Linked DNA regions of Homo sapiens: region 2 is linked to region 1. A link is an interaction called in ENCODE POLR2A ChIA-PET data of the cell type or tissue named here. Cell type or tissue: K562. All regions are shown on one strand. Each heading gives the region's core, and the rest is flanking DNA. Links, peaks and the distances in the headings are about the cores only.

Region 1 (10,528 bases), core at 2,505-7,504:
GAGATCACCATGAATTTATATACATGTATTTATTTATTTATTTAGACGGAGTCTCATTCTGTAGCCCAGGCTGGAGTGCAGTGGCGCGATCTCGGCTCACTGACAACTCCACCTCCCGGATTCAAGCAATTCTCCTGCCTCAGCCTCCCAAGTAGCTGGGATTACAGGCGCACACCACCACACCCGGTTTTGTATTTTTAGTAGAGACAGGGTTTCACCATGTTGGCCAGGCTGGTCTCAAACTCCTGACCTCAGATGATCCGCCCACCTTGGCCTCCCAGAATGCTGGGATTACAGGTGTGAGCCACCACACCCGGCTGAATTTATATCTTAATGTATTAGAAACTTTCGCTGCTTCTAAGTTGTAAGCCATCTTCAGAAGCAAGTTCTAAATTAGTTGTAAATCACCTAAAAACAATAAAAAACGAAACTTGCCACTACCTTTTGATATTCCTGCCTCCTGGCTGTGACTTACTAACTGGTTCTACTGAATTACTTACTCAATAAGCTTGCGTCCTACAAATTTGGTAAGTGTTCAAGTAACTCACACCTTATCTTGATGTTTAAGAGAAGCCACCTGTAGCTTTTGCAAAAGAAATTTATCCTGATTGGTGCTGTGTTGCAAATTGAACCCCAGGTTTTAAATGTATAAAGGAAAAAGTCTGGAAATAGGAAAGAAAAGCCACAGATATGTCAGACAGTTTTTGCATAATGTCTGTAATTGTCTCCTCAAGCCCCGTCAAGATTTGAAGCAATGCAGGCTAATATTTCCATAGACATTTTCTCCACTGCAAACAGACAGTGGGTGCTTCTCAAGTTTCACCTCTATTCTAGGGACAAACACTTGCAGAGTGAGGAGCTGTGTGAACCTAGGAAGAAGGTAATATGAGTCAGCACAACTTTCCTCCTCTCAAGAAATACGCAAAGCATTTCCCATATTCCCATGGAGTTTACTATCTTACGCATTCTATATACCTAAGTCTGTTTCAGTTCAGGAGAAAATAAATGCATGACAAGAGTATTTAGTTTTTATTGGGTAAAAGTTGAAATTAGTAGAGCAAGCAATGATATAATTGTCCACATAATGGGAAATAAACAAGTTGGTCAGTGTTCAAGAGAGAAGTGCAAACTTTGCTTCAGGTCTTGTTTTGACGGTAACACCTTAATCATTTTCTTTTTTTTTTTAATATATTTTTATTTTTTTATTTTTTTATTATTATACTTTAAGTTTTAGGGTACATGTGCACATTGTGCAGGTTAGTTACATATGTATACATGTGCCATGCTGGTGCGCTGCACCCACTAACTCGTCATCTAGCATTAGGTATATCTCCCAATGCTATCCCTCTCCCCTCCCCCCACCCCACAACAGTCCCCAGAGTGTGATATTCCCCTTCCTGTGTTCATGTGATCTCATTGTTCAATTCCCACCTATGAGTGAGAATATGCGGTGTTTGGTTTTTTGTCCTTGCGATAGTTTACTGAGAATGATGATTTCCAATTTCATCCATGTCCCTACAAAGGACATGAACTCACCATTTTTTATGGCTGCATAGTATTCCATGGTGTATATGTGCCACATTTTCTTAATCCAGTCTATCATTGTTGGACATTTGGGTTGGTTCCAAGTCCTTGCTATTGTGAATAATGCCGCAATAAACATACGTGTGCATGTGTCTTTATAGCAGCATGATTTATAGTCCTTTGGGTACATACCCAATAATGGGATGGCTGGGTCAAATGGTATTTCCAGTTCTAGATCCCTGAGGAATCGCCACACTGACTTCCACAATGGCTGAACTAGTTTACAGTCCCACCAACAGTGTAAAAATGTTCCTATTTCTCCACATCCTCTCCAGCACCTGTTGTTTCCTGACTTTTTAATGATTGCCATTCTAACTGGTGTGAGATGGTATCTCATTGTGGTTTTGACATACTTGGAAGTAAAGCTCTCCTCAGCAAATGTAAAAGAACAGAAATTATAACAAACTATCTCTCAGACCACAGGGCAATCAAACTAGAACTCAGGATTAAGAATCTCACTCAAAACCGCTCAACTACATGGAAACTGAACAACCTGCTCCTGAATGACTACTGGGTACATAACGAAATGAAGGCAGAAATAAAGATGTTCTTTGAAACCAACGAGAACAAAGACACAACATACCAGAATCTCTGGGACGCATTCAAAGCAGTGTGTAGAGGGAAATTTATAGCACTAAATGCCCACAAGAGAAAGCAGGAAAGATCCAAAATTGACACCCTAACATCACAATTAAAAGAACTAGAAAAGCAAGAGCAAACACATTCAAAAGCTAGCAGAAGGCAAGAAATAACTAAAATCAGAGCAGAACTGAAGGAAATAGAGACACAAAAAACCCTTCAAAAAATTAATGAATCCAGGAGCTGGTTTTTTGAAAGGATCAACAAAATTGATAGACCGCTAACAAGAGTAATAAAGAAAAAAAGAGAGAGGAATCAAATAGACGCATTTTCAAGCCTTCTTGATTATCCTGCCTCTTGAATGCGCACTTCTGTCAGTGTTTCATCTTTAAGAACTATTTACAGCCTTGGAAATAGCCTGGGGCAAACCGCAATTTATATAAGGACAGGCACAGAATGTGGTTTTCAATTACTCTACTATTTGGGTAACTCTTGAGCTGGGGTGATGCGAATTTGAGTGGATTTTAAATGGTAATGGTGACAGAATCATGGCCAATATTTATTTGTAAGGTTTCTTAATCAGTTATCATATTTCATTTGTATATATCCCTTAGATTTTGGAGAAATAAATTCCCAAACTCAATATCTTAGGTTTAGAATATTGACCACAATGAACTGGGTGCCGTGGCTCACACCTGTAATCCTGGCACTTTGGGAGGCCGAGGCCTTGGGATGAGTGCCTGAGCACAGGAGCTTGAGACCAGCTCGAGTAACATGGCGAAGCCGCCACCTCCGCAAAAAACAAAATATAAAAATTAGCCAGGTATGGTGGTTTACACCTGTAGTCCCAGCTGCTCAGGGGGCTGAGGTGGGAGGATCACTTGAACCTGGGAGGTTGAGCCTGCAGTGATCTGTGATGGCGCCACTGCACTCCAGCCTTGGTGACAAAGTGAGACCCAGTTAAAAAAGAAAAAAAGAAGCATAATACAAGTCTCCTTCACTGAAATCCATAGGGATAGTTTTCAGCATGAATAACAGTAACACTAATAACACAAGCTAATATTGATTGTGTACTTACTATGTGCCTAGTGCTGTGCTAAGATCTTGGCATATATTATCTCGCATAATTCTCATAACAACCTCCATGTTAGTAACGAGGAAATTAAGGGTTACAGAAGTACAGCAGGCAGCAAAAGCATGAGCCAGCAACTCCCTGTCATCTGCCCAATGGTGGCAATGAGGTGGGCGGCTTGGAAGACTTGAATTTACCATGACCTCTATCAGAACTGCCTCCTCCAAGCCACCCAAATAGACGTTTTATCCAAGTGAGGACAGTTGCTAAGTAAATACATATGGCAATCCAGAAGACCATCCCAGGTAGAAATTCCAGAGCTGTCACTCTATCTACACATGACCGTCACTGCCAAATTCCTATTTACAGAATGCTCATGATGTCTGGAACACTAGATTAGACAATGTACGGGATAAAAGGGAAGCAGGAGACCTGGAAGGAGCCCAAGGCAATATGGCTGCATGGAATAGCGGAACAAGATCAGTCCTGGGTGCCCGGCAGGACTGCCTTCTACTTTGGAGTCTTAGAAATTATTTCCTTAGTCCTAGACAAGTTACCTAGTTTCCCTGAGCCTGGGTTTATTAGATGTAAAATGAGAGGTTCAACTTAACAACATTTTAAGTCCCTTGTAGCTATAAAATGTGATGATTCCAGAGGTCCTGTTGAGAGGTGACAGCATGCTGGCAGTCCTCACGGCCCTCGTTCGCCCTCAGCGCCTCCTCTGCCTGGGCTCCCACTTTGGCGACGCTTGAGGAGCCCTTCAGCCCACCGCTGCACTGTGGGAACCCCTTTCTGGGCTGGCCAAGGCCGGAGCCGGCTCCCTCAGCTTGCGGGGAGGTGTGGAGGGAGAGGCGCGGGCGGGAACCGGGGCCAGCACGAGTTCCGGGTGGGTGTGGGCTTGGCGGGCCCGGCACTCGGAGCAATGAGGGGCTTAGCACCCGGGCCAGCGGCTGCAGAGGGTGTGCTGGGTCCCCCAGCAGTGCCGGCCCACGGGCGCTGCGCTCGATTTCTCGCCAGGCCTTAGCTGCCTCCCCGCGGGGCAGGGCTCGGGACCTGCAGCGCGCCATGCCTGAGCCTCCCCCCACCGTGGGCTCCTGTGCCGCCCGAGCCTCCCTGATGAGCGCTGCCCCCTGCTCCACGGCGCCCAGTCCTATCGACCACCCAAGGGCTGGGGAGTGTAGGCGCACGACGCGGGACTGGCACGCAGCTCCACCCGCAGCCCTGGTGCAGGATCCACTAAGTGAAGCCAGCTGGGCTCCTGAGTCTGGTGGGGACGTGGAGAACCTTTATGTCTAGCTCAGGGATTGTAAATACACCAATCGGCACTCTGTATCTAGCTCAAGGTTTGTAAACACACCAATCAGCACCCTGTGTCTAGCTCAGGGTTTGTGAATGCACCAATCGACACTCTGTATCTAGCTACTCTGGTGGGGCCTTGGAGAACCTTTGTGTGGACACTCTGTATCTAGCTAATCTGGTGGGGACCTGGAGAACCTTTGTGTCTAGCTCAGGGATTGTAAACACACCAATCAGCGCCCTGTCAAAACAGACAACTCGGCTCTACCAATCAGCAGGATGTGGGTGGGGCCAGATAAGAGAATAAAAGCAGGCTGCCGGCGCCAGCAGCGGCAACCTGCTCGGGTCCCCTTCCACACTGTGGTAGCTTTGTTCTTTTGCTCTTTGCAATAAATCTTGCTCTGCTCACTTTTTGGGTCGACACTGCTTTTATGAGCCATAACACTCACCGCAAAGGTCTTGCAGCTTCACTCCTGAAACCAGCAAGACCACGACCCCACCGGGAAAAATGAACAACTCCAGACGCCCCGCCTTAAGAGCTGTAACACTCACCGCAAAGGTCTGCAGCTTCACTCCTGAGCCAGCGAGACCACGAACCCACCAGAAGGAAAAAACTCCGAACACATCCGAACATCAGAAGGAACAAACTCCAGATGCGCCACCTTAAGAGCTGTAACACTCACCGTGAGGGTCCGCGGCTTCATTCTTGAAGTCAGTGAGACCAAGAACCCACTAATTCTGGACACACTGTCTTCCAAGAATGTACAATCCAGTGGGGTGATGAGAAGTTCAATATTTCAATATTCAGAAATGTTTCTAAACTTTATATTAGAATTGCTTTGGTGTTTCTTTTTTCTTAGGGCTGTGGGTGTCTTCTTTATCTCCTCCAAGGCTCAGTGTACGGTAGGCATGTTTGTGAGACAGCCAAGTAAAAACGCGTCCCGGGAAAACCTCTGACCAGCCTGCGCACTGGGAGGAGTCTGCAATTGGGTGGAGCCTCCGGAAGCTCGCGCTGTTTGCAGGGCGGAGGAGCTTGGTCCCTCCTCTTCCTGCGTGGTATTTGAGATTCGATTTGCGAGGCGGGAAACGTGTACTAGCAGGACTGTCGGTCTGCGGAGAGTTCCCGTTTCCTTTTTTTTCCTTTTTGCCCAATAAGTTCCATTTTTCTCACCCTTCAAAGTGTGCGAACCTAATCTCTCATCGTCATGTGACAAGGACACTGTTTTTAGCTGAACTAAGGAAAATTCCTACAACATTAGGGGCCTTATAAATGTTTGTTGAACAAATGAATAAGTAACATAATGAGTGAGTATATGAATAAACACATAAATTTAATTTCCCAAAGCAACAATATATACAAAAGTGAGCTGTCACTCTTATCTACCATGACCGTCCCTTCCTCTAATGCTAAAGTTCAGGTCTCATTTTCTATCATTTATTCCCAGCAGCAGATCCAGGTTTCTGTGGAGACTAAAGTTTATAGAATATAAGGGCCCTTCTTTAAGGAGGATTAAAGATTGCAAATGGAAAATTCAGTACAGCTCCTTTGCAGGGGTCTGTGCGAGTGAGGGGCACCGAAGTCTGTGCTTTTGGCTTCACAGTCAGCTCGGCCAGCAGGGCCCTTCTACACTCCGCTCCAGGGACACCTGCCTTCTTGCTTCCTCAAAAGCTTGCTCCTACCTTAGGGTCTTAGCAAGTGCTCCTCCCCCTCCTAGTCTTTCTCTACCAAGATCCTTGACTTTTTTTAAAAATTGTGGTTAAAATATGCATAACATAATATTGATCATTTTAACCATCCATGAGTGTAGATTTTGGTGGCATTAACTAATTCACAATGTTGTGTAACCATCACTGCTATTAATATCAATACCCCCCATTTAAAAAATCATTTCCAGTTTAAACTCTCTACCCATTAAACAAAAACTGCCCTTTTTTCTCTCTTCCCCACAAACCGTGGCAACCATTATTGTATTTTTGCTTCTATGAGTTTGACTATTACATATACCTCATATAGTGGAACCATACAATATTTGTCCTTCTGTTTCTGTACTAAATATAATGTTTTCAAGGCTCATTGTGGTGCAGCACCGTGTAAGAATTCTATTTTTCTTGATGGCTAAATAATATTCCATTGTTTATGTTTGCAACATTTTGTTTACCCATTTATCTGTTGATGAATACTTGGGCTGTTTCCACTTTTTGGATATTGTTAAGACTGCTGTGAACATGGTTATACGAGTATCTCTTCAAGTTTCTACTTTCCATTCTCTTGGGTATGTATCTAGGTGTTGAATTGCTAGGTAATATGCTAGGTTTATGTTTAACTTTATGAGGAACCTCAACTGCATGGTTTTGCATTCCCACCAGCAATGCCTATGGGTTCTAATTTCTCCGAATCCTTGCCAACACTTGTTGTTTTCCTGTTTAAAAAAATTGTAGCCATCCCAATAGATTGGAAGCAGTATCTCTTTGTGGTTTTACCTATTTTTTCATAGTCTTTAACATTATATGAAATGGTCTTGTTATTTTCCTTTACTGGGTTTATTAGTCTGGAAGTTCATGAAGGCAGAACCATTTCTTTTACGTTCGTTTCTACATTTCCAGCATTCAGAACTGTTCCTGTCACACCTAGGAATTATGTTAAATAAATGAATGCATGGATGTTCTTCTTGCAGAACTATATGACTATCATTGCTAATTTATTTGTCCAAAAATCAGTGCTTAAACAACAGCACATCAATTAGATAACAAGTCCACAGTTTGTCTTAGGCATCAGAGCTGTGCCCCTCCCACTCCCAGTCATTCTCCACCAAGGTCCTTAACTTTTTAAAAAAAGTTGCAGTAAAATAGACATGACATAATATTGATCATTTTAACCATTCATGGGGGTAGAATTTGGTGACATTAAATAATTCACAATGTGCATTTGTGTGTAGCCTTGAACCAATAAACACCATTATCTTAGGACTTCTGAAAGTGAAGACTAAACACAATTTAAATGAAATGATGTCATAAAAGTTATGCATAAACCGCAGATTAAATTTAGGTATTAGAATTGGAATTCAAAGTGAATTAAAAATTTTCATAAAGCTTGCATGGAGAATTGTACACCCCTTTCTAGATGCCCAGTACTAAGGTTGCATTGTACTATGTGTAAATAGGAATGAAAATATTGCACTGGGGGAGCTGGGTGTGATGTCTCACGCCTGTAGTCCCAGCACTTCGGGAGGCAGAGGTGGGAGGATCACCTGAGATCGGGAGTTTGAGACCAGCGTGGGCAACATAGAAAGATCCCGTCCTCCACAAAAAATTTAAAAATTAGCCGGAAATTGTGGTGCATGCCTGTAGTCCCACCTACTCAGGAGGCAGAGACAGGATGATCACTTAAGCCCAGGAGATCAAGGCTGCAGTGAGCTATAATTGTGCCAGTGCACTCCAGCCTGGGTGACAAAGCAAAATACTGTCTCAAAAAGAAAAGAAAAATATTGCATTGGGGTCTGGAAGGAGCTGTGTCACAGAAACCTAACTCCTAAACAAACTGAAGTCTGAAAATTAGTGAGTCATTCACAACAGTATGTAATTTTAACACATGGCTTCTGTGCACTTTACAAACACAGAATTTCACAATGGAAAGTTTTCAACAATGCCATTCCCGATTGCCAAGAGCCAGAGTCACTGGGTGAAGGGATCCTGGAAATGGCCTAAGGAGCTGTAGCAAACAAACAGGGCCTATGTGCAGTGTTGCACCACAATATATTGCAAAGTACACTACAGGGTATCATACATGTCCACCTGAGCACCACCCAGTCTCACATGATCCGTTTGCTAATGTTTCAGACACAAATCAAACCATGCCTATTGTGTAGTCTGCAATTGCCCCTGGCCACTCTCTGAGTTACCAAGCCAAGTTGCAAAATGATAATATTTTGAAATCATGAAGTTTGTGTCTCTGAAGAGCAAGGAACCAGGGCTCCTGAGCATGTAAGGAGGACAGCAGATGCCCCTGAGGACAGCTGTCCTGGCCAGAAGCAGATTCGCCCTGAAGCTAATAAAGGTGAAGCTTTGGGGCCTGTAACTTACACAGGTGCCTTCCAAGGTTGGTGGGGACAGCAATTTTTCCTAAAGAGGCTCTCAAATTTTTTCACATCCACTAAAACCTGGATCCACCCACCTCTTCTTTCTCTAGCCATTCTCAGAAAATTTTGAAAATGCGTTTATTGGCCATTTTCTACAGGGAAACATTGACAAATACCGGTGAGATTTCTGGCATCCCCTACAGGGCCTAGCACAGAGCCATCCACATGGTAGGGCTCAATAACCATTTGATACATAACATTAAATGCATAAAATAAAGTACACAGTTCCTTGTAGTGTGTGTGTGTGCGCGTGTGTGTGTGTGTGTTTTTGATACTCATCTTGAACATTTGCCTTTAGATGTTCAGGGTTTACTTATTTTAAATGAAAAACCCAATGACATTTGTACTCAGAACACCTGTCTAGGAGTAACTGAAAGTTTATCTCTGAGGACCAATGACAAGAGACTTGGAGAAAATTGTGCTTTTGTTGGATGACTATAGAAAATGACTAAGTAATTTCCCATTTGCTTTTTTTTTTTTTTTTTTTTTTGAGACAGAGTCTCTGTCACCCAGGCTGGAGTACAGTGGTGGGATCTCAGCTCACTGCAACCGCCACCTTCTGGGTTCAAGTGATTCTCGTGCCTCAGCCTCCTGAGTAGCTGGGACTACAGGTGTGCACCACCACACTTGGAAAAATTTTGCATTTTTAGTAGAGACGATGTTTTGCCATGTTGCCCAGGCTGGTCTCGAACTCCTGGCCTCAAGTGATCTGCCCACTTCGGCCTCCCGAAGTGCTGGAATTACAGGCATGAGCCACCATACTCAGCCCCTATTTGCTTTTATTATTTGGTATATACACCATTGAATTTTGTTTTACTCATTGGCAATCAAAAAAAAAAAAAAGAATCTGTGACTTTTAGGTTGAGATATTATTTATTTCTACCCAAATACTCCTCCAATTAAAATAGCTTTGTGCAAACTATTCTGAATGTACTGCAAATCTCGTTGCACAGTTACAGTTAACTGGGGTCAGAACTGAAACATTTAAAAATGGCAGCACCTCCCCCACCCACAAATGCCTCCTTTGGCCCTCCCAGACTTTGAAATTTGATCTAAGAAGAAACATGTTTGCTGTGAGAAGTTCTACCTAGTTCACTTCCAGTTAAATAGTCAATATTATAATACTCAGGTGAGGCCTTGGAGTGATGTGTGGAAAATTCTCAAAATTATCCATTTCAGACAGATGCTTTGTAAACTTCCTCATCACACAGGACCAGTGGCCACGTCCATAGATCCCTATGGTTTGTGCCCCGCATACCCGTTTGTGTTCCCTGTGAGTCACTCCCTTTTTAAGGGCTTAACAATAAAACCTGACTGTCCAGTTTTAGACTCCGTCATCGTCTATTAGATAGGAGCTTGGTGGGCATTTCATATTTCTTTCCTTTCAGCCCCGAAAGTAGCATTAGCAGGGAAATTCAAAAGCAAGCAGAAAACTGGCATAGCTAATTTAGGCTAATTAGGATGGCAGAAGCCGAGATGCGTACTTCAGAGCTTCTCATGCCCTCCCGTGTCTCCACCTGATTGCTTTGTCCAGCAGCAAACCCAGGAGGCACTTCCAATTACATCACATCCTCTTCAAACACCAAACCACTCAAGCTAATTTTATCCTATTAAACAGACTGAAGGATCCAGAAGAAAGGTTCTCTCCCCCTCCCCAAAAGCTTCAATTACCAGGGTCCCTGATTATCATCGCTTCAATCCTATATGCACTGCTAAATACTTTTTTTGCTTAGCATTGCCTTCTTCATTTAGATGAAAAGCAAATATTATGAGCATGTCTTTACAGTTCTGGTGAAGTGACATTAGGAGTAGAGCTAAAAAGAAGCACGCTGGTTATTAGCATGGTTAATCAAAGTCAAGT
Region 2 (10,528 bases), core at 2,630-7,629, 57 kb after region 1:
CTGAAAGAAAGATCAAAATGAATACATTGAAACCATAGAAATGATTATCTTTTGGTGGAAAAATTGGGGGTGATTTTATTTCAAATTTATACTTTACATATGCCAAATTTTCTGTAGTGGACACATTTCCTAATTATAAAACATTTCAGTTATAAATTCAATATAGTACTATGTAGGATATTTCTATTAGAAAAGTTTACTAAGATAGTTTGAGATTCAAAATAATGGTTGATGAAATGTAATATTATAATTGAAATTCATTCATGATAAAAAAATGGATCTATGAAAAGATCATCAAAGAATATGGAAGCCATGAGGTGAAAAATTGATGGGGAATGTTGTAATTGATATATCAGTTTGGCAACACCTGGGCCCCTGGATTAGTTTTAGCACCACTAAAAGTAGAACAATCAGACATTAAGACATTATGTGTCTTGCACTGTGATACAATAGGATGTACCTGGCACTACCAATGAATATTCTTGAAGAAAGAAAGACAGGAAGGAAGGAAGGAAGGAGGGAAGGAAGGAAAGAGGGAAGGAAGGAAAGGAAGGAAAGGAAGGAAGGAAGAAAGGAAGGAAGGAAGGAAGGAAGGAAGGAAGGAAGGAAGGAAGGAAGGAAGGAAGGAAGGGGGAACCTAAATGGATGTCCAGCAACTCTAGGAATGGCTGAAATTAAAAATGCAAAACCCAAACTGACTTTATTTAATCATAAATAATAAACACATTGCCAGAAGGTTATGGACGCAAAGGCCAAATGAACAACGGAAAGCCACATTAGAGGCTGCCTGACAGTTTAAGACTTTTTTTTCCTCTCCTTAATAAGAAATAAGTTATCATTGTCATCATCTTCCAAGCATCTCTCCTTTTTCTTCTCTTGCCCTTCTTACCCTCCTTGGGAGACTTGTCTTCTCTTGATATATGGTAATGCGATGAATGATGAAAGGGCTTGGAAGGCTTCTGGGTTTTAAAACTGCCAGGAGAAGAGTAGGTTTTGGGGCCCCAGGGAAAATCCTCATCCACTTCACGATGTCTGTCAGCCTTCCTGTGCTTCTCCCAGTTTTCTATTCTTGTTCTTCATTTCTTTTTGTGTTTTCTTTATTTTGCTGGGATTACAGGCGTGAGCCTGCGCCCGGTTGAATCAGGAGCATTTGTAAGGCTGCATTCCTCTTCCAGGATACTGCATGTCTAAATCCAACAAGATGTTCTTTGAGATCTCTGAATTGGGAGGCTGTAAGCTAACCTCGCATTTTCTGTTACACAACTAGCTCAGCACACTTGCTCTGCACCTTTGCTGCCCACTAGAATAAAAGTGTCATGAGGATAGGGCCCAGGCTTGTCAGAGTCACCCTCATGACCCCACCCCCTGCTACAATGCCTGGCACATAGTAAGTGCTCAATGAATACTATTTGACTAATTGATGTAGTACCTTTTTGTTACAAAATGATTTCCCAATCCCCTCTACCCTATTCTTAATATAAAGATTTGTGTTTTTTTACTGAGAAATGGCAAATAAAGGCTTTGGACCCCCTGAAGATTAAATACTAAAATCCCCATAACAATTTTTTTGGTGGTGTTCTTATGGGACTGCATGAATTCGAAGGACGTTTATAATGCCTCATAATGCTCTAGGAAGTGAGCCAAGAACTCCACCATCACTAGGAGTTTCAAAACCTTGAGAACTTTTCTCCCGGTGTGTTTAAGAGTATGCAGGCTCATTCTGCGCAAGAAATGTACTGGCTTACGTTGACATTTTTGTCTTTCCCTACCTCCCCACTAAGTACCACGGCAGTTTCTTTTCAGGGTCATACACGATTCCAGCAGCCTTTTTGGTGAGTGGAAGATAGCCCTACATGCTTCCCCCAGCTCACACGGCTCTAATAAGAGACAATCCCCGCAACACAGTACAGTTTCCCAGCAGGATAAAAACTAGTTTCTAAAAGGTAATATTTCTCTCTTGAGAAAGCATAGTTTGTAACTCTGGCACTATCAAATTTCCAGGTCATCTTTGCTTGCTGGGAAAAAGAATCCTTATGAAGAGAAGTTGCTCCCTGGAGGGAGAAGAAGGCAACAATTGCCCCCTGAACCGACCCAGTGTCCTGGAAGGATGGCTACAATGGACCCCAGGGAGGCCGCCAAGCTGTTGGTCAAAGGAGGCATGGGTGACCATAGAAGGGAAGATCCCTTAAATGGAATGACTTGCGTGGCCCCTCAGGAAAGCTCTCACAAACCGACCAACGCGGTCACCAACCATGCTCTGATCATTTTCAAGTTGTTGAAGTTGCTCAGCGGATTAATAGGATATTGCACTGGCTTTCTCAAATGCACACACACAGAATCACTTAATGCCATTTTCAAGGACAAAAAAAAAAAAGAGAGAGAGAGAGAGAGAGATCCAAAAGCCCTGCAAGTGAATAGAAAATAATAACAGCATAAAACAGACCCATCCTCCTCACCACCAAGCAGCGCTCCCCCACCAACCAAACAGCCAGCTCATGTCTCCTGTCTGTCCAGCAGGGAGAACACGTGATCTCCCACGGCATCTGCCTTGTACACTGTAAACCCTCTTCTGTCCCATTTCTTCTTCGTTGGGTCACCTCAGAAATAGAGAAGGGGGCTGTGCTAAGGAAAGTCCAGCTGAAAGTGCACACCCAATTTCCAGCCTCATTCTAGGCCAGAGAACACAACAAGGCAACTTCTTTGTGACCTCTGGAGTTTACCTTAATTTTTCAAAAGTCTAACTAGATCTAGTAAAGGGAGGGGGAAAAAAGTACTTGATGTAGAATTGCCTCCTGGATGCCTGATTCAGGTAGAGGTTTACAACATAATTATTTGGTCATATTTACCTAATGTCTTACCTGCTCTATTATCTGTTTTTTCAGATGTGTGCTGTTTTTGATTTTTAATTGCTCTTATTTACCAAATGTCTTATTCATTATATTATCTGGTTTTTCAGATGTGTCCCCTTTTTTATTTCACTGTAAAGAGAGCCTGGCCTAGCACAACTGGCGACTCGCTTAGTAACCCAAGAACTGTCAAGCACCCTGTCCAGGTTGAGCTCAGAGATTTCATAGCTGTGACTGATGTTTCTTTTTATCTTATAAAAAGCAATGCTTTTTATAAGAACTAAATAGCTTGGCTTCAAAGGGAAAGTTTAAATACTGACAATTTTTGTGTAGCAAATGCCTTCAAATGTTCAAAAAGATTGTTTCTAAGGTATCCCCATCATTTTCTAAAAACAAACAAGCAAACACACAAACCTTCAGGATCTTTTGTAATTTAAAGAAGTTACATTAGTGCTTACATTTCCAAAAATACCCATATGGATAAATATAGTCTAGTGTGTCCATGGGAAAAGTTAACAAGGGAAACATATTTCCAAAAAATACAAAGTCAGTGACAGACTGAATGAATATAATATACTTGATAGTGTTTTGGATGTTCTATTTTATGTCTTGCCATTCTTTTTTTTTCACTCAAATACTAGACAGAAAAAATATTTTGGTATTTCTATTCTCTTCTAAGAAAGTCTAGGCTGCTTTACTTGCGGCCAAGCACAAAGTTAACTAGAATCCTTTAATAATATAGCTCACTGTATAGATTCAGATAAGCTATGGGAAAAATCATGTCCAACAAAAGATCATAACGACATAGAGAAAATACCTGTAGCAGAGCATATTCCTGTTTTTCTTTTTCTATCCAAACCAATGTTTAGAAGGAAGTGCATTATGTTCCCTCTTAAAGATTTTCCTTTCCTTCCTTTCCTTTCTTTTCCTTTTCCCTCTTAAAGCTTTTCTTCCTATCCTTTGTTTGACCGACGACATTATTCCTTGAGTTTTAATCAGCACTCACAAACTATATATACTGTCTCAGTCAGTTCAGTCAGTGTAATGCCATAGACTAGTTGGCTTAGCAAACATTTATTTCTCACAGTTCTGAAGCTGGAAGTCCAAGTCCAACATCAGACTGCCAGCCTATGCCCCTACACGGCCTTCCTTGGTGCATGCATATAGGGGAAGTCATAGCTTTTCTTCTCTTTTTAAAAAATTTTTATTGTGGCTGGGTATAGTGGCTCATGTCTTATAATGCCAGCACTTTGGGAGTCTGAGGTGGGAGGATCACTTGAGCTCAGGAGTTCAAGACTAGCCTGGGCAACACAGTGAGACCCATCTTTACAAAATATTTTTAAAAATTAGCTGGGCGTGGTGACATGTGCCTGTGGTCCCAGCTACTAGAGAGACTGAAGCAGAAGGATCTCTTGAGCCTGGGAGGCTGAAGCTTCAATAAGCCACGATTGAGCCACTACACTCTAGCCTGGGCAACAGAGCAAGACTCCATCTCAAAAAATAAACATGAAAGAGTATCATCTTTTTAATTGACAAATAATGATTGCATCTATTTATGGAGTAAATGTGATGTTTTGATACATGAATACATTGTGGCAGGATGTATATTCAAATCAGGCTAATTAACACATCTATCACCTCAAATATTTATCATTCCTTTGTGGTAAGAACATTTAACATTTTCTCTTTTAGCTATTTTGAAATATACAATACATTATTATTAACTATACTCTTTATGCTGCTCAATAGAACACAAGAATTTAGTCCTCCTATCTAACTGAAACTTTGTACTCTTTTCCTCTTTTTATAACTACATTAACCCATCATGAGGACTTTACCCTCAGGAACTCATCTTACCCTGATTACCTCCCAAAGGCCTGACTTCCAAATACCATCACATTGGAGGCTAGGGTTTCAACATATGAATTGGAGGGGGCTGGACATAAACATCCAGCCCATAGCATATACAATCAGTTTATAGGTCCTTACAGTATAGATTCGTTAGGCTATTTTATGAACTCTCAACTATAAGTTCTCTGTGTGTGTATGTGTGTGTGTATCCAAATTACCAAAGGGTTCTTTTAAATTTCTCTGTCTCAAAACTATTTAAGAACTGACTGTTCTTGCAGCCACAACTATTAAGAAATAGCTTCATACATCCAATTTAACAAGGTGATGGTCTATGTGGTTATATTACATATTACAGGTGGATCATAAACTATTCTAAGGGTTTAAAATTTTTTCTTTTAACTTTGAGGCCTGACGTAACCCAGGAGGACCCACAGAAACCAGATGTCTACACACTCTCACATGTTCATATTTAACTCACTTCAACAAATATTCACTGAGGCTAGGTCCTGGGGTTCAAAGATGAGTAGGACACAGTTCTTCTTCAAAAAGCTCATAATCTGGGCAGAAATCAGTAAACAGATAGCCAACTGTTTTTTAATGTAATAAGTATACAGCTATCAATATGAAAGAAAGGATCTGTGGGTACACGAGAAAAATTGATCCCCGGAAAATGTGTGGCAAGATGGTGGGTTTGCTTTATCCATTGCTTCCCAATATTCAGCTTTACCGCTGGGTGGGATTGTGAGGAACTGACCACCCCCGCGGGGAGGGGGTAAGTTCCAGGGTAGGTTCCACAGGTAAGTCCCCATAAGTATAAGCCCTTCTGCACAAACCAAGACCTTTTCAAATGATTAGTTAAAAAATGGACTTTGTCTACTAGGGACTGATTCAAGGAACCTAATTTGGTCCAGCCAGAGGGAAATCTGGGACTTATGTTTGAAAGATGCCCTATCTCTCCCACTCCAATTTCTTTCTATTATGAGACTTCTTAGTCTCTTTTTCCAGTCCACCCTTCTCCCAGACCTTTCAGTGTCTGAGGGATCCATGGCTCAGTCTTTGGTCTTCTTTTCTGCTCCTTGGTGATTCCTTCAGTCTTGCGACTTTAATATTATGTGTCTGCTTTCAAATCTGAAATAGATATTGCCCGTCTAGATTTCTTTTCCAAATGCAGACTCCTAGAGCCCTCTACTCACTTAACAGCTACCCCAGGATGTCTAACAGGCTTCTAAAATTTAACGTGTCCAAAACTCAAGTCTGGATCTTCCTCCCAAACCTGTTCCTACCCACAGCCTTCCCCATCTCAGATAGTGGCTTAGGCAGAAATGCTTGGAGTGATTCTTGACTCTTCTGTCCTCTCTTTCATCCAGTCTGTCAACAAATCCTGTTAGCACTACGTTCAAACTTTTCCAAAATCCTACCATGTCTATCACCTCCACAGCAACCACCCCAGCCCAGCCACTATCACCTCTTCCCTGGATTATTGAAAGAGCCTCCTGAGTGGTTTCTCAGATACCACTCTCACTCCCCTACAGTCCCTTTTCAACACAGCAGCCAGAGAGATCCTCTTACACTTGGAGTTGTATCATTTACTCTTGGGCTCAATGCCCTGCTGATGAAAAGCCCTTGCCCTGGGCTCATAAATTTGGGCCTCTATTGCTTCCCTGATCTAATCTCCCACTACTACTCCTTCACTCATTCCACCCCAGCTACACTGGCCTCCCTGGCTGTTCAGACGTGCTGGATGCTCCTGTCTGGGACCTTTGTGCTGGTTGTTTCCTCTGGCTGCAATACCCTTCCCACAGCTATTCATGCATCTCACTCTGTCATATCCTCATGTCTGCTCAAATGCCACTTTCTTGGTGAAGCCTTTCTTGACCACCGTCTATAAATTGCAACTGACCCCTTCTTATGTTATCAATCTTCTGTACTCTGAACTGTTTTTCTTTTTTCATTGACTTTATCATCATTAAACATACTGTATTAGTCTGTTCTCATGCTGCTAATAAAGACATACCTGAGACTGGGTAATTTATAAAGAAAAGAGGTTTAATGGACTTACAGTTCCACATGGCTGGGGATGCCTCACCATCACGGTAGAAGGCAAAGGAGGAGCAAAGTCACATCTTGCATGGCGGCAGGCAAGAGAGTGCCTGTGTAGGGGTACTCCCTTTATAAAACCATCAGATCTCGTGAGACTTATTCGCTGTCATGAGAACAGCATGGGAAAGACCTGTCCCCATGATTCAGTTACCTCCCACCAGGTCTCTCTCACAACATGTGGGAATTATGGGAGAGATTTGGGTGGGGACACAGCCAAACCATGTCACATACTATGATTTTATGTATGTGTCTATATATATATGTATATACATTTTTACAGGATATCTTTCCCCATTTGAACATATGCTCCACAAGGACATGAATCTTTATTTTTAGACATGGGGTCTTGCCAAGTTGCCCAGGTTGGCCTTAAATTCCTGGGCTCAAGCAATCTTCTTGCCTTAGCCTCCCAAGAAGCTGGGACTACAGGTGCATGCCACCACACCCAGCATCAAGGACAAGAATCTTTGTCTGTTTTATTTTACTGCTATATCTCAAGGGCCTAGAAAAGTTCTTGGCATGTAGTAGGTGCTCAATAAATATTTGTGGAATAAACTTAAAAAACTTGGAAGTCAATCTGAGGGCAAATCTAAGACACATAGGAAAAAATTATGAGAACTGGATCTAAAGCCTTGATCAAATCATGCCTGAAGCAGACATTATTGCTGGACTTTTTCAGTAGCCTAAATCCACTATTGAATTTTACTTTTTAAGCCAGTCTGGGTTCTTTTTTCTGTTAATTACTAGCAAAGGCATCCTAAAAGATACTTAAGGTAAAGGAAATTTCAGAGATCTCATATAAGGAGGACCCTAAAAGGCAGAAAGGAGTTCATACTCCTTCACAGCCATGCCGCTTTTTAAGTGGCCTGTGCTCCCTGTCTGCATTTTCTCATCAACTCTAAAAAGAATTCCACACCTACCCCTGCACTGAAACTGCAGTCACTCAGCTCATCAGGGACCTCCTGACTGCACATTGTTCAACTCTTCTCTTGTTTATCTTCCCCGTAGAATCTGTCTTCTCTGCAGGGTTGGTCCCACCCATTTCTCCTCCCATGCTTTCTGTTACTTCACTTTTTCCTGGATTTGCCATTTTCATTCTGGGAATTCCTTCATTCCTCCATGAAAAAGGCTGGACATCTCATGAAAGTTGGTGTTCCCAGGGCTATGTTCATGGACTACGTCGCCTCCTACCTGTAGCCTTTCCGAGAGCAAGCTCATCCATTCCCATAACTTCATCACATACAGACAATGCGCTGCAAATTCCCAATGTTCTATGGCGATCTCAGACCACAGCACTCACGGATTTCACAGACTAACAGACCTCTCCTCTTAGGTATCACACAGAAATCTAAATCTAAAACTCAAGAAATAGGATTTATTTATTCTAAAACAAATTCTGTTCCCATCTTGCCTATTTGAATGATCCCACTTGACCCTTCATCCTTTCTTTTCCTACTTCTGGTTGGTTCTCCAGCCATTTCTACTTTATTTATTTATTTTGAGACAGGGTCTTACTCTGTTGCCCAGGCTGGAGTGCACTGAGGTGATCTTGGCTCACTGCAACCTCCGCTTCCCGGGTTCAAGCCATTCTCCAGTCTCAGCCTCCTGAGTAGCTGGGATTACAGACACACACCACCAGGTCCGGCTAATTTTTGTATTTCTAGTAGAGACGGGGTTTCACCGTGTTGGCCAGGCTGGTCTCAAACTCCTGACCTCAAGTGATCTGCCCACCTTCACCTCCCAAAGTGCTGGGATTACAGGTATGAGCCACTGTGCCTGGCTACTTACTTATTTACAGACAGGGTCTGGCTCTGCCATCCAGGCTAGAGTGCAGTGGTGCAATCATAGCTACCCGTGGCTCAAGGGATCTTCCTGTCTCAGCTTCCTGAGTAGCTAGGACTACAGGAGACAGGGTCTTTGTATGTCGTCCAGGCTGGAGTGCAGTGGCACAATCATAGCTACTTCTGGCCTCAAGCAATCTTCCTTCCTCAGCCTCCCAAAGGGCTGGGATTACAGTTGTGAGCCACCACGCCCAGCTCCATTTCTATTTAAAATTGATCTCCCAACTTCAAGTACCAGTCTCTGCCTTTTTCCTGTGAATCCTTTCACTAACTGCTCCTTATCACTGAAGACGGTACCACACCTAAGGGAGATTTTGAAAATGGGGGGCAGTATTTTTGTTATCACAAAGATTGTGAAGCAGTGTGAGTGTTTGATAGCCAGGTTCCAGGGAGCTAGATGCCCTGTAGTACCTGGGGCACCCACATGTCTTTCACAACTCTCAGATGTCTTGCCAGTTACTAGTGTAGTGCTACCAAGCAATCACATATTGAAATAATTTTCTTTTCATTTCTTCTTTATAATTAGGCCTTAGGTTGACTTTTAAAATATTATGATTAAATAGGTTGTACTATCTATACGTTTTATTTTAGCATAATGAAAATGATGACATGACTTATTTGCTATAAAAGACAACACTCCGCAGATAAAGTCTAGAATCACCAATCAATACCACAAGTTGCCAACTGGTGGCTGACATACCTAATGTGATTCATGTGCATATTTTGTTTGATCTAGGGTTGCCAGCCAAGATACATTACACCCTGTTAAATTCCAATTTCAGATCAATGGCAAATCATACTTTAATATATCTCATGCAATAGTTGGAATATACTTAACACCAAGAAGCATTCATTGTTTATCTGATATTCGAATTTCACATGGCATCCTGTTCTTTTATTTGCTAAATCTGGCAATTCTAAGCTTCTTGTTTTTGTTTTTGGTTTTCAGTCAATTTTTAAAATCAGTAGATTTTTACATTAAGATTTGATCTCTGGATTTCTTTGAAAGAGCAGAAGGTCTAGATTTGACCTACATTCTTGCACGAAAACAGACAGCTGGAGTGAAGTGGGGGCTGCTCCTCTTAGACGGGGCCTGCTCACCACAGTTCACCACAGTCCCCTACACTGTATTCCACCCAACACTGTGACAAGTAAAGCACTGCCACTAATCTAAGTAATTTCTGTTATACTCTTACAGCTAAGAGGAAAGTGAAATATTTCTTTTAATCATTCATTGAATCTCTTAAAAATGAAAAAGTAAAAGACAAACCAATAGGCCCACGTTTCTTAAAAAATGGGAGGAATACATTTTTCTTTGAAGAAATGAAGAATTTTCCTATGTATTTTCTTACCCTGGACCAGCTTCACTCATAAGCTGGGAAACATTTAAGTCTGTGATGTCTTCCCTAAGCTATTTTCAGACTGGTATACCCAAAGCTGCAAATATGATTATGTCACTTTCCCGCTTAAGTAGAAAAACCCTTCAGTAGCTTTCCATTTTCTCAACTTAAACATCCAAAAATTTTTAACATGACCCAAAAGCCCCTCCCAGCTTCATTTGTTCCTCCTCTCACTTGCTGTCAATTAATCCACTTTCGAAAGTTTTAAATTAGTTTCAAATATTCACCAGTTCCCTCCTTCCTTCATGCACGTCTAGGAAAACCTCTTCCTCCTTCCCATCTTTCAAGTCCCAGCTAAGGAATTACCTCCTATGAGAAGTCATCATTCCCTGAACCTCGCTTCCCTACCTCCAAATCTGGGGTAGGTCTCCCCTGTGAGCTGTCATAACTTACACACTCCCACTGTATTATAATTGCCCTTTTACCTCTTTGTGTGCCCCACCAGACTGTAAGCTGAATGTTAGAGACCTGGATGTATTCACCTTTCTAG

Evidence for each region. ChIA-PET counts read pairs that join two places held together with the same protein. Peaks named below come from ENCODE experiments on the same cell type or tissue, not always from the same donor. Only the 100,000 strongest peaks of a DNase experiment are listed, where the experiment ranks them.
Region 2: POLR2A ChIA-PET joins it to region 1 with 5 read pairs; 4 of 35 experiments call an interaction of 5 or more read pairs at or near these places.

What each region holds. Positions count from the first base shown.
Region 1 is chr14:56,986,986-56,997,513 of GRCh38, forward strand. The region is part of intron 1 of LOC124903323 (a long non-coding RNA gene); the gene reads right to left. Among named protein-coding and RNA genes, the nearest start is that of OTX2-AS1, 180 kb to the left of the region's middle. RefSeq lists a silencer at 3,864-4,051. In K562, for the core only: no CTCF peak of the experiment used is centred there; a DNase peak (open chromatin) is centred at 5,566; H3K4me3 peaks cover 1,398 bases.
Region 2 is chr14:57,043,852-57,054,379 of GRCh38, forward strand. All of the region lies in intron 1 of LOC124903324 (a long non-coding RNA gene), which reads right to left. Among named protein-coding and RNA genes, the nearest start is that of EXOC5, 220 kb to the right of the region's middle. In K562, for the core only: no CTCF peak of the experiment used is centred there; no DNase peak of the experiment used is centred there.